Linked DNA regions of Mus musculus: region 2 is linked to region 1. A link is a loop called in an ENCODE intact Hi-C map of the cell type or tissue named here. Cell type or tissue: gastrocnemius. All regions are shown on one strand. Each heading gives the region's core, and the rest is flanking DNA. Links, peaks and the distances in the headings are about the cores only.

What was found. A loop is a pair of places that touch in the nucleus more often than their neighbours do. Peaks named below come from ENCODE experiments on the same cell type or tissue, not always from the same donor. Only the 100,000 strongest peaks of a DNase experiment are listed, where the experiment ranks them.
Region 2: it touches region 1 in a loop (4-fold over the local background); 2 of 42 quality-filtered maps call a loop at or near these places.

The regions. Positions count from the first base shown.
Region 1 is chr8:110,215,542-110,219,932 of GRCm38, forward strand. Cmtr2 (cap methyltransferase 2) reads left to right here and starts at 2,419. Exons shown (of 2, transcript NM_146215.4): 1 at 2,419-2,545. In gastrocnemius, for the core only: no CTCF peak of the experiment used is centred there; DNase peaks (open chromatin) are centred at 1,799 and 2,301; H3K4me3 peaks cover 1,714 bases; H3K27ac peaks cover 1,376 bases.
Region 2 is chr8:110,077,325-110,081,715 of GRCm38, forward strand. Zfp612 (zinc finger protein 612) reads left to right here and starts at 2,410. Exons shown (of 5, transcript NM_175480.4): 1 at 2,410-2,680. In gastrocnemius, for the core only: no CTCF peak of the experiment used is centred there; a DNase peak (open chromatin) is centred at 2,413; H3K4me3 peaks cover 2,181 bases; H3K27ac peaks cover 2,496 bases.

The DNA of each region.
Region 1 (4,391 bases), core at 274-4,273:
AGGCAGTGTAGTGAGAGGCAGGCGTCATGTATCCGCTTCACACATCTGGATCACTTTGTCTTTCCTAAAACCTTTTCAACAGCCCACTCTCTTGCTTTTCTAACACGCATGCCATTCATCTTCCTTTAACAACTATTGCCGCTGCCGATACACCTTTCTGAGTCTGAATGGGAATGATGGAGATGGCTTGGCACAGCTGGCAGCAATTTGGATTCAGGCAGACTCAAGTTCACACCCTGACTCTGCTGCCTGGTGATGACATAACTTTCAGCGAATTGTCAGATTGTTCTCAGCCTGCATTCTGTTCCTAAAACGGAAACGGTAAGTGTATTTATGTCATGTAATTAAGAGAACTAACAGTGCAAAAGCCCCACAGTTCTTCAGCAAAGGTTTTATGGTCACCGTTTGTGTAGTGACCATTTTACCCAGGGAAGACTCCCTACATCCTTTGCTGTTTGGAGTGTTCATGACAGTATTTATAAACACGGTAATTTCATCTAACAGATTACAAATTCCTCACATACTCCTGGGTTCCACAAAAGAACAGCATTCATATATTGACATTTTAAACTAATATTTATTATCAGGAAGGTGGCACCTTGTAGGTCACCCATGCTCTAGTGGATGGTCCTATGCACATACTATCTGCTCTAATTGGAATCAGTGAGCTACAAAAAAAAGAAAGTAAAGAACATTGTATGAAATGGGGAGGGGGGAGTTGGAAGAGGAGGAGGGTGATCAAAACATATTGTACATATGTATGAAAGTCTCAAAGAATCCCATTTAGAAAGCAACAGAGTCTCTCCAACGGCTAAAATGAAAAGACAATGCCAAAAAGTTGCATTATGGGTAGGACTACAAAACGGTGGAACACTTCAGAAATCTGGGGAAGTCTTAAGAAGTTACACACACTCAGAACTCTGGGGAAGATTTAAGAAGTTACACACACAGCAGCTGCGATTATTCTCTCCTCTTGGTCGCTATGCCTGCTGGATGACTCAGTTCCTCCACATCTAAGTCACACAAGAATAATGAAAACATATGCTTACAACAACATATTAGAAAGTCCCCAAACAGGTCCATTCGTAATATCACCAGTCTAGAAACTAAACAGTCAGCCTTCAGTAGAAGAACTGATTAAAGTCAACCCACAGAATGACAAACCCCTTGCAATATAAATTTTAAAGACACAAGACAATACAGATGAAAACATTTTAAATAATAAATTGAACAGGGAGAGGCTGAGAAGAGTCAAAGTGTAATGATTGAATTATGTGAAATTCTAGACCAGATCATCTAAATTAGGGTGATGGGAAATACAGTGATAGCTGCTTCTTGAGGGTGGAAGACTAGGAAGGAACTTAAGGGAGCTTTTCTAAAATATTCAGTAGGTATTTGCCTGCTCCACAAGAGGAATTCATGCCTTGTATTAGTTATGGCCCAAACCCATAACTAACAAATCGTGGGCTCTAAGGGAGAGTCCACTGATTTTTTTTTTTTTCTCTAAATGGTCAAGTTGCCAAACTGCCTTCTGAATACGGTGCTCTTCCCTCATCTCTGTCAAAGTTCTGAGAAGTGACTGACAGCTCAGCCATAGACAGGCCATCTACATAACACCTGCTCAGGGAAGGGGAGTGCAGAAGAGTGGGTGAAAAGAGTGGGAGAGCGAGAGGATGAGGGAAGTGCTGTGAAGCGCTTTCCTCTAAAAAGGATGGCTGTTACACTTATAAACGCACAGCAGCTGTGGCTACCCCACAGCTGGGGAGGTGGAGACAGGTGGATACCAGTGACTAGCTGGACAGTCTAACCTAACTAGAGAGTCCCAGGCCTGAGAGTCCATCCTCTGGTATCCCTGGCTGACATGGAACTCTCTATGTAGACCAGAGTGACTTAGAACTCAGAGATCTGTTTCCCTCTGGCTCATGAGAGCTGGGATCAAAGGCTTGTGGCACTACACCGGGTGGTTTTCTTTTTCCTTGGTTTATTAATATGTAAACACACCAAGTGATGATACTTCCGTTTCTTTAATTTGGTTTTGCACTCAAGTTATCCATTGAGCTTCAATTTTAATGCAGTCTCTCCTAGGAACTAGCATCTATCTATCCAGGGTAAACCTTCGGGTACCAAAGCCCAGTTCCGTTGCCATGGCGACCCGCTGAGACGGACAAGTTTCTCCGCACCAGAGCTCAGCTCCAGGAGTTGCCACCCTCCCGAGTGACGTCGATGCGCGTGACGATAGGCCTCCCGGAAGGCGCCTGTGCAGTGTGGCTGTCAGAGCCTCGCAGCCGGTGGGGGCGTGGTCTGGAGGAGGATCTGGCTCCAGTTGCGCGTGCGCAGGTCCGGGCGGTCTTCCAGGCGCTCCCTCCTCTTTGTCCGCGACCCGGTTGCCAAGTACGCAGAGGAGACGCCACCCCCGGAAGCTGTTCCCGGGAGCGGAAGTGGCAGGTGGCTCGTTAGAGTGAGGACCGCGTGTGCGGTGCTACTCTGCTCCTGCTCGAGGGGCTCTGGTGGGCGTGGGCTGAAGGAATGCGGACCCGGCTTCTCGGTGAGTGACAGTTCCCGGACGGTTCGCTGCGGGCAAGGGGCGGGGCTGCTCAAATGAGTGTTTGAGAGGTGGCTGTCCCAGGACCCAGTGTGAGCACTGCACATGCCCCAGTGTTTTTATTTCCTAGGAAAAGTTGGCGGGACCATTGCTAACACTCCCTATGCTCACTTAGACCTGACAGCTGTTGAGAACTTAAAGGCTTTGGTGTTGGACTTACAAATTTTATAATCATTTCCTTGTGGCTTTGGACAGGAAGCTTCCTGTCTTCCACTTGGAGCCTGCAAAATAATACAGTTGATACTCATCAGCCTCACATGCACTTTGGAAACGGCATGCATTTAGTTGAAAAAAAATTTTATGCATTTAATTGAAATTTTTTTTGTTTTTAAGTCGTACATTGAAATGCTAGGGTGAAATTGAAATGCATTATTCTGTTCAGAGCTTTGTCTTTTGGGCTAAGTGTAATATTCGTCCATTTATCCAGTTAATGTTAGTGTACTTAAGTGCCCACCAGCCACTGTTGGAACCTTTTGGGGTGGCATGTAAGTGAGCAAAATAAAAGATAACTGTCCTGCAGAAGTGCGGAGCTTACATTCTGGTTTGAGGAAGTTGAGAACGACAAGTCACAAACAGAACACAGGGGAAAAGAAATAAGTGATAAACATGAATGCCGTGGGAGAAAGTGAGGTAAGGGCCATGGGGAGCCCGAGATGCAATTTCAAAATAAGTGTGTTAGGATAGGCTTCACAGAGTAAAGTGCCTTCCAGCAAATACCAGGAGGAGCTGAGGGGATTAGCTAGATAGATACTTGGGGGAGTAAAGCCCAGGTAGAGCTTGCCTCTTAGTATTGAGCAAAGTGTTCCAACGTGGTGTGGCCTGGGTCTTCAGTGAACAGCAGGCTTGTGTGGCTGGAGTGGAATGGATAAGGGGGCGGTAATATTAAGAATGAGTTGGCAGCAAGGCTCAAGTACAGTCAGGAACCTTGGAGCGTTTGAATCCTTTTAGTTGTTTGCAAGTGAAGGCAATTATCCACTTAATTTCGGTAAGATTTCACAGCTTAACCACAGCCACTAATTAGTATGTGAAGTTAATGACTAAAAGTAGACTTTTTTTTTCCCCCCAAAATAGAATGTATTGGAGGTCTAAATGTAGCTGCGGTTCCCAGTAAGCACAGCGTGGATCAAGACAGATGAGCTCATTGTAGTAAATTTTCTGTTTGCTCTTACGTAGAGTTTTTGTGCGTGCAGAAATGCCCTGCTTTTGCCTCCCCCTAAGAGCTTTTCTAAATACAGTTTCTAACTGTTAAATGATGTTGCTGTTTGTGACAGTAAATCTCTACTCACGTGGGACTCGTAAGTAGTTGTGACAAACAAGATGATTAAAAAAGGTACCCACTGCTTTAAGGAGCTTACCAACCTGTACACCAGATGAACACAGGATAAAATACAGGATGAAAAGGGATGGGAAGGTTTGCTAAGAGGACAGGACTCAGGAAGCACCAATGTCATGATGTCATTATGGTCATAGCTAACCTTTATTTCTCAGTTTAGATTTCCTTTGAGTTCATCTTGCTCAGCGTACAAAGGAGCGCGCCTGACTCACGATTTTCACCTTGAATGTCTGCTTTCTGTAGGATGGGGATTTAGTTGTCAGTTTTTCTATGTCTGACGTTTTATGTCTAACCATTTATTGGATGAATTGACTATGACATGATTGCAGAGCATGAACTGAAAACTTAAGCACTCCTCACCATCGGGTGACATATGACACTCAGCGTTCCACATGGTGGAATTTAGAGCTCTCCAGCAGTGCCATCTTTCTTTACCTTAGCCTCTGTTCTGCCAAG
Region 2 (4,391 bases), core at 200-4,199, 140 kb before region 1:
CAAGTCTTCTTCTGTAATATATGTATGTGCATGTATGATCCCTGCTTTTTGGAACTACCAGAAAAGACAAATAGTTATGTAACTATGAACACTAACTAAGCAAAAATGTGCCAAAAGCTGAGAAGTACAGGGTGCTGTAATGGCATATAAGTGGGGGCTCCCACCTTGTTCTGGGTGGTTGGAGAAGGCTCACTTTCTGTGAGGAGTGGGATTTTAGCTGATGTTTCCTGTAACAGGAAGGGTAGGACTGGTAAGGAGAAAGCATTCTGTGCTTGTGTGCAAGTGCAGGAAGAGCAAAGAAAATGGGTGTGGTGAGAGCCAGGAGGGTACAGCAGGATGGGGACGAGCCAAGCTGGAAGGAAGAAAGAACTGTGTTACCAGAGTCAGGAAGGGGGTTCATTTTCAATGCTTGAGAATTTCATACACACATGTAGTGGTTTTGACAACCTCCATTCCCTCTCCTCTATCCAATCCCCTCCCCCTCCTATCTCTTTCCCTCCAACTTCATGAGTTCTTGTTAGAACTCACTGAGTCCTCTTAGTGCTGCTAGTCCTGGAGCATGGGTAGGCTCAGAGGGACCACATCCCATTCCCTGAAGAAAATAGACTCCCCTTTCCCAAGCAGCCGTCAATTCTCAATAGCTCCTCAGTGAGGAGTGGGGTTTTGGGAGCATGTCCAGGAAGGAGAATTTGTAAAGAGGGTCCAACCCAGTAGCTTTTAGTACTGTCTAATGTCCCCCAGGGTTCATTCTGGGACTTTGTGTGGGGTAAGTTTTGTTTTGTTTTTTTGTTTTTTTTTTAACCTTTGATGGTGATGGTGAGGGGTAGCATTGTGGGTGAAAGTCAGAAGTGCCACAAAGCCGACGATGTAAGACAGTCTTGGCTACAGAGGAAGACTTGCTAGTGTGTGACTAGTCATTTATGTAAGTGAAAACCTTGGCCAGAATCTAGGACTCAGACAACGCGTGTAGCAATTCCAGGAATCTGACTCCAGCATCATGAAGAGAAAAACCATTCTGTGTTTCACTCAGAACTCTGTCAAAAGAGCATTCACCGTTTTAGATCATGCTCTTGTGATTTTTGGAAACACCAGCGAAAGACAGGAGCTCTGTGGCTCTGACATCCGAATTCCATGTGGGACAATGGCAAATATGTATGCCATTAGACCAAAGTAGTGTTGTTACTATAAATCATTTTCATGTATCCTCTACTATGTATTACTTGTGGGTCTCTAGGCAGTGCCAATTTTCAGTTCCCGAACAGAAGTCATGTCTACAGAGACTGACTCATTGAACTATAGTGCTGTTGAGATATTGGAATGCTACAGGTGCCAAGGCTAGCTAATTATCTTATTTTGGGCCAGTGTTACCACTTTGAATAACCATTTCTTGCTTATTTTTCTGTAAGAACTAACATCCTGTAATATAGATTAAACACCTGTTGGGATCTTGTAACAGGCCATTGACTTCCACCAACACAAAAGCCAAGAAGGTTATCATATAGCATCCATCTGAAATATAGAAAGGCGACCCCTATCTTGCTGTACCGACCTCTCTGATGCACCCAACCAATATATCTTTTTTTTTTTTTTTCTTCTTTTTTCTTTTCGAGACAGGGTTTCTCTGTGCAGCCCTGGCTGTCCTGGAACTCACTCTGTAGACCAGGCTGGCCTCGAACTCAGAAATCTGCCTGCCTCTGCCTCCCAAGTGCTGGGATTAAAGGCGTGCGTCACCACCGCCCGGCCCAACCAATATATCTTAAACTTTGATTTAGGACTTTTTTGATCTGTAAAACTATAAAACTGCTTCCGCGTTGGAACGTGGAATTTGGGGCAACCTAAATCTGGGCTCCTGGGCTATGATCACTTAAATTTGGTTTGAGAATAAACTATCTCTTATCCCCTTTAAGGTAAGAGTTGTTTTCTTGTGTCAACAGCAGGTAGTTATGAATTTCATGGTAGGAAATCAGGTTGTTGTTGTTGTTATTATTATTATTTGTCCTGGTTTTTGAACCCAGAGTGCCCGAGAAGCAGTGTATCATTAAGCGCCATCTCCAGCCTCAGCTTCCAGAACAACTGCAATCAAGGCCCAGCAGCAGGCCTGCATGACATTACATAACATTTATTTTTAAAGTGGACCCTGGGTCCTCCAGCCTGTGACGCACTGGCACAGTCCACCTGCTGGCACCTCCAGCTTTACCAAGACATAAACTCGGGTGGCCTTTCTCGGGTGGGTCTATCCAGTACTCCAGGAGTAAGGGTCCTAAGACATCAGAACCCATGGCCCACGACAAAGAGCTTGAGTCCTAGGCGACAGAGAACCGCAGAGGCCAGGCGGGCACCCCAGAGAGGGAGGGGGCAGCACTCCTAGAGGGGCGGGGTCGGGCCGGTGACGCACTTCCGGCCGCGCGCGGACCGTGCTGCGCAGGTGAGTGCGGACCCATTGCGGTTCGCGGTGTGTCTTGGCGGACAGCACGCAGGGGCTCCCGCAGCCAGCCTCGCGGGCCACCAAGTCTCCGTGTCCACAGCGGTGACGCTTGAGTGGCGACCATTGTCAGACCCAGAAAACTCAGCAGGTGGCGGATCGGGGAAGCTGTGTCACTTCACAGAGGGGTAGCTGCGTGCGGGGGCGAAGCGGCTCGAGGTGACATCGCAGGTCTCTTGACCCGCCGCGGCCCTGCAGGTGTGTACTGCTTGTCCCGGGCTCCAGGCAGGGTGAAGGGCGCGGGGCCACCGCAGGGAAAGCAGGGCCACTTCTCAGCCGTTGGGGACAGAGCGAGCTTAAGGCCTGGTCTGCTGCATCGACGTCAGGCCCCACACATGCACACAAGATGACGACATGGCAAGAGTACACACAGACTAGTTTCAGAATTGCTGCTATTTCATACCCCGTAGAAGGCAGTGCGACATTTGGATGGATGCAGGTCTCTTACGGCTATAACCGTAGCCAAAACACTTATTTTTCCAAGGTGGGGAGCAGGGAGAGACAGAGACAGAGATAGACACAGAGAAAGAGTTTTAAGAGAAAGAAAAGTAACGGATGCTTACCTATGCGCAGCCAGATAAGAACGAATCTGGTCCTTATGCTGCATCCATCAGTGTATTCGTTCTTCATCTGACTCTCAGACTCTTCCCACCCTCAGATGTAACAACTATTTTGAATTTTGTGTTTACCACAGCCTATTTTTTTAAAAGTGTATACATATGCAACAGTTTAAGCTTTGTTGTTGTTGTTGTTTTTGAGTACTTGGTTAATTTCTAAGTAGTGTCTATGTCAGCTGGGTAAGGTCCAGCTATAAAAACAATACAGAAGCTGTATTTTCAGGGGATGGGTAGGTTGTTTTCAGGCTGGTTATGCATCACAAATAGTGCTGACGATGGATACTTTGTGCATGTCTCCTACACATGAGAATATCCATAGGAATACATTTTTCAAGCTTTTTTATTCACAGGCAATTTTCATACAAATGTAGAATGCATTTGATTCATTTCACACCCCCCCTTCCTGGGCACCCCCTTTGTAGACATTTTTAAGATTTGATGTGGATATAGAGTTTTCCAAACACATTTGGCATCGAGTGTTCCTGGTCAAGGGTTAATTCTGAGCCAGAGGAAAATTTACAGCCTGATAGTTTTTTAATTGCCAAATAAGTCATAATGAAAATGGCTGGGGAAACTCCTGCAATTTGAAGAGGTAGAAACATTTAAAAATCCTTTTGTAGTCTAGGTTTTTCAAGATGTAGAACGTAGGACAAAGGGTTTTGTTTTGTTTTGTTTGTGGGAATTTAGCTATGAGTAGAATATAGTCGCCTGGACAGAGTGAAGGACAAAGATAGCAAAATAGAAAAAAAATATAGACAAATTAAATATAACAGTTCAGTTGGGCAAAGAATGATTGACACCACAACAACTTGTAAGACTGGGGATGCCATGGGGCTGGGTATTTATAGACAGGAGAAGACCTGTACTGAAGAGCTAGCTCAGTTGGCTTGTGCCTGGAGCTTGCCTTATTTGAACCTAGTTTGATCAGCCTGGCCACTATGATTGGCTGAGACTCAGTTCTGAAGTTAGGTTTTGAATGTGTTTATATACTGAGTTAGGTTGCAATTCTCTACAGGTCAGGACTCTGGTATATGAGTCAGAAGGCTTTCTTAGGCCAATTTAGTTTGCTTTAATAAAGTGCATACAAGGTTGCCTTACCAGCTTTGGCCCTCAACAGGTTCTGTCTTGCAGGGTCTCTGAGGAGCCTTGGAATCTCAAAAGATGTCCTTCTAGGGTTAATGGGAAAAGCACTTACCTATCAAATCCTGCCCCCTGATGGTCAAGGGCGGCCTCATAGATGTTTATTTGCCTGCAGTCTGCTACAACAGGCATCTTAGAATATGGGAGAAGCC